Regions from separate parts of the Homo sapiens genome. Here region 1 is linked to region 2. A link is a loop called in an ENCODE intact Hi-C map of the cell type or tissue named here. Cell type or tissue: PC-3. All regions are shown on one strand.

Region 1 (2,500 bases), 60 kb after region 2:
AGGTATCCAGATCATTGCCTATTATTCATCATTTATTTCCTTCATAGTTAAGCTGTTAGATGATTTGTAAGTGGTAGCTCACTTCCAGTATTAGTTATACATAATAAATCCTAAAGAATCTTCATTTTCATCTCTGTGTTCATTCAAAAATTATTTTCCTTGTGCTGACAAAACTGTTGGGCATCACTGGGGGGATGTAAACATGAAGCAGTTATTTAGAGCTACCCCCAAGTAGCTAATGTTCTCCAGTAATAGAAACAAGGGATGTACATAAACATGTATACTTAGCAAGTTATAAAATCCCTTCAGTACTCTTGAGTGCAGTATTATGGAGAAACACACATGTGAGATTATTTCTTTACTACTCAGCAATGTGAATGAAGTGGCATGGTAGTTTTTAGTGGGGCCTTGAAGGACAGATTAGATTTAGGTTGGGATGAGTTATCTCAGAAAATAAATGGAAAGAGCAGTGTTTTGAGGTTAAAATGTATGAGAGGGGATAAGTTAGCAGATGAAAATTTGCACAAAAGGGAGCATTGTGAGCATTTTAAAAGCTAATATTGGTAACAGATCATGGAAAAAACGTACTAAAAACTTTAGATTTTATTTTGAATAGCAATAAAGGTTTATTAAAATGTGTTAAGATTAGTGATGTGTTGAATATAGTTTTTTTCAGAAAATGAATCTGGTAGCAATACTTAGATTAAAGAGAACAGAATTAGGAAAATGATGCCATAATATGTATTAATGATAACATAGAATAATAAGAGAAAGCTGTGATGATTGTTTCCATTGGGTTGGCATTGTTATTTAATAGAAAAACTGAAGAATTACAGGATAGCCTCACAAGTAGATTTTCATTTGGGTGACGTCTGCATTTTCTTTTTTCTTTCTTCTTCTTTTTTTTTTTTGCATTTTCACTTACTATTTATTCTATTAATATTTATTAGAAAATTAATATTCCTTATGTTATTTTAAAATCACATGGTTTTGATTAGGGTCGATTTCTTTCACATGCCATTTAGAAAGAATAAAATGTTAAGTTCTGTACTACAAAGTATATTTAATCTAATAAAACTATATGAATTTATGTGTAGATCTCAAAACTCTGAAGCTATCAAATATTCAAAGTAAATATTTTTTCCTTTATATTTTCCTAACAACAAAAATCCCTCATAAATGTTGGCATATAAGTGGGCCCATGTAGTTTAAACCTGTGTTATTCAGGTGTCAACTGTATTTATTTTAGTAGGTCAGGAATTTCTAATTACTTGATCTGATTTTTTTTTAAGTAGATAGAGGGGTAAGAACCATATTTTTTATTGATACATAGTAGTTGTACATATTTATGTTATACATACGATATTTTGATAAAGACATAGAATGTGTAATAAGAACCATGGTATTTCAACACTGTTACCACAGAGTGTTAAAGTAGGTGTAACCCTAAACAGAAAAGGAAAAAAAAATGGCTTTCTGTAATTTCACACTATTTTTAGTGCATATACAATGAATTTTTATTAAAAAGGATAGTTATGATATCTCTCTCTCTAATAATTGTCTCGTGTACCATCCATGTAGCATTGCTTTCTTTGCATTTAATACCCCTTCCTGGCTAGAACACAGTAGAACACTGTTGGGAAAAAAATAGTTTTACTTGTTCATTATCTGTTCTTGGTTAAAGCTACTCCCAAGAAAAGCAGTTACTTTCTTACTGTTGTAAGATACTACTAATGCTTCTTTTCTATTGTTCAGGTTTTAGTTTAAATTCTAGTTCGTAATAATTTTGACATAATCTATAGCTATGATCATACATATGTTTCCATTTTTTTGAGGTTTATGTATACCGTGTCTGACAGAGTTTTTCCTGATACTTATTCGTTATTAAATTTTAAGATATTACTGTTGTATTTGTGGTATTTGGTTTTCTAAATAATTTAGTGGTATACTTTTGTATTACAGTGTCATTATTAATTTATGACCCTGTATGTAACTTCTTATGTGTTTTTAACTGTTTTTAATCTTGAGTCCTCTTCTTTCTTCAATCTAGGTCATATTCTTCAATCTCCATCAGCCAATGTGCTTCCAACCCTTCCTTTCCACGTCCTTCGTAGCTTGTTTAGCACTACACCTTTGACAACTGATGATGGTGTACTTCTAAGGCGGATGGCATTGGAAATTGGAGCCTTACACCTCATTCTTGTCTGTCTCTCTGCTTTGAGCCACCATTCCCCACGAGTTCCAAACTCTAGCGTGAATCAAACTGAGGTAGGTTCACTTTTAATTATTTCAGTTATTAAAAAAACTAGATTTAATTAGGGAGTACAGAATAAAGTTTTTTTCTGAATTAATCTTTCAGAGACTTGGGTGTTCCATTTTCACATCTAAAAGGATATTTAAAACAGAAATTGTAAATTAATTGTTTTCTCTATTAGTCTTCTTCAGTAAACCAAAAAGAAACCTATCTACTTGAAAAGCAGAAAAGATTTAAGCGCTTAAT
Region 2 (2,500 bases):
TTTCATTCAATTAGGGTGGCCCATGATTTTGATCTCTCTCATTATTGGTGATGTTAAGTTTAACCACTTGATGAATGAGTTGTCTTCTGGGCTTCTCCCTTGTAAAGTTATTCTTTTCCCCTCTGTAAAAATGTTTTGTTCTCATTGGGTTTTTTGGGGGTACACACATGGTCTTGCTCTGTCACTCAGGCTGGAGTGTAGTGGCATGATTTTCAGTTCCCTGCAGTCACTGCCTCCTAGAATCAAGAAGCAGTTCACCATTTTGACCAGGCTGTTCTCAAACTCCTGAGCTCAAGCAGTCCGCCCTCCTCAGCCTTCCAAATTGCTGGGATTAAAGGTGTGAGCCATTGTGCCCGGCTGCTGTAAAAAGTTTTTTGGGGGCTGGGGAGCAGAATGGTACTCGGAAACTATAACTATCCTGTTCCTCACAAAGTTTCTTTTTGAAAAAATTACTGGCCAGGTGCGGTGGTCACGCCTGTAATCCCAGCACTTGGGAGGCCGAGGCAGGTGGATCACCTGAGGTCAAGAGTTCGAGACCAGCCTGGCCAACATGGTGAAACCCCATCTCTACTACAAATATAAAAAAATTAGCCAGACATGGTGGCGGGTACCTGTAATCCTTGGGAACTGAGGCTGAGGTAGGAGAATTGCTATAACCCTGGGGCAGAGGTTGCAGTGAGCCAAGATCGTGCTGCTGCAGTCCAGCCTGGACGATAGAGCAAAACTCCAACTCAAAAAAAAAAAAAAAAGAAAGAAAGAAAGAAAAAATTACTGTAATAGTTTATTCGTTCAGTTTTGAACGGACTCATGGTTGCCTTTTTTTATTCAGTGAATTATACCTTACCATTTTTTTAAATTGTGGAAAAATGTAAATAACATAAAATTTTTCTTTTTTATTTGTTGAGATAGGGTCTCACTATGTTGCCCAGGCTGGTCTTGAACTCCTGGGTGAGCCCAGTCCTTCAACCCCAGCCTTTCAAGTAGCTGAGATTACAGCATGCTGTACCACACCTGGCAAATTTATTATTTTGACCATTTTTTGTGTGTGTATAGTTCACTGTTAATGAAGATATTCACAATGTTGTCATCTGTTTTTTGATGTTCAGATTGTCTCAAATTTGACCAATAGGATCCCCCTTGAGATTTTCTCATCATTTTAGCACTTCCTTGTTCTCTGGCAAAACATGATAGCCCAGGCTCATCCTTTACTTTAATCTGCCCCACCCCGGGAATTAGTCACTTCTTAAAGGAGCATGGTATTTCAAAACCTTTTAAAGGAGAAATGTGGTTAACAAACCATGATTTCGTCATGGATATATGTGTTGCTATTTTGGGACTGTTTTCATTTCCTCGTGGTGGACAGAGCTAGGGAGTATGTGTTTGTGTGTGCGTGTGAACACACACACTTGGCATCTATATTTCTGTATCTGTCTATCTATTCTGAATATGATGAATTCACATCAGTGTATCTGGATTTAATCTAACTCCATAGGGTTCATTTTAGCTTTCTTCTTGTCTGTATTTATAGCACTTTATTCTGACAGTGAGAAACCTGGTTCTCATTATCCTTAATGTCTTTGTTTCCATTATTGTTACTTCACTTATTTAATATTTCTGTCTCTATATAACCAATCGCCTGTCTCTACCCTCCTTTCCACAGATATTCTTCCCCTGCTGTGGCTCCGATACTGCATGTTAGGTGGCTGTTCTGTAAGAACACACTCTTCATCCTCTCTTGGGTTCAGATGTCATCATTTTATTGTAGGAGGTAGGACATGAGTAATAATTGTCAATGTTTTCTTTTTCTTTCAATTGCTTTTTGTAGCCCTGGATGCTCGCCTAGAAGTTGGACTTGAACAGCAAGCAGAACTGATGTTGAAAATGATGTCTACTCTGGAGGCAGATTCCATTTTACAGGCATTAACAAATACATCTCCTACATGTAAGTAAAATGACCATTTTTAGAGTATTGCAGTGAATGATTCAGCTCTTCATCATTTTCAGGTGGATTCATCAAGGACAGATTTTTAAATTCCATGATGTGAGTCTGAGGGGACTTAGTATGTAGCACTTTCCTGGCTCCGAGTTAGTAGCAAGTTGAAAACTAAGACAAAGGATTAACAAATGCAGAGAGTATCATGCAAAATACTTCCATGTAGTGCTGTCAGTTCAGTGCAGAAACCTCCATTGTGTTTTGTTTACTGTATTGTTGTAAGGTTAATAAAATTCCTACAGAAGCCTTCATACCTGCCTGTGAGTTCATTGCACTATTCCAAATTTATGATGAAGTAGATTTTTTGTAGTAACATCTTTATCATCCTTAAAGACTAGGATAGAGAATATAGTGTAGGATGACAGCCAAATAGGCCTGTTAGTTGAAAGCCAGAATTGAGAGGATTTACTACCTAATAACCTACAGAAAAGAAAGGCCAACTTTTTCGTAAAGGACTAATAGTAAATATTTTAGGCTTTCCTTGCCATATGGTGTGTATTGAAACTA

What was found. Peaks named below come from ENCODE experiments on the same cell type or tissue, not always from the same donor. Only the 100,000 strongest peaks of a DNase experiment are listed, where the experiment ranks them.
Region 1: it touches region 2 in a loop (2.9-fold over the local background); 1 of 110 quality-filtered maps calls a loop at or near these places.

Annotation. Positions count from the first base shown.
Region 1 is chr2:32,543,593-32,546,092 of GRCh38, forward strand. It overlaps BIRC6 (baculoviral IAP repeat containing 6), which reads left to right. Exons shown (of 74, transcript NM_016252.4): 63 at 2,051-2,268. Among named protein-coding and RNA genes, the nearest start is that of MIR558, 13 kb to the left of the region's middle. In PC-3, no CTCF peak of the experiment used is centred here; no DNase peak of the experiment used is centred here.
Region 2 is chr2:32,483,818-32,486,317 of GRCh38, forward strand. It overlaps BIRC6 (baculoviral IAP repeat containing 6), which reads left to right. Exons shown (of 74, transcript NM_016252.4): 40 at 1,826-1,942. Among named protein-coding and RNA genes, the nearest start is that of MIR558, 47 kb to the right of the region's middle. In PC-3, no CTCF peak of the experiment used is centred here; a DNase peak (open chromatin) is centred at 1,244; H3K27ac peaks cover 1,471 bases.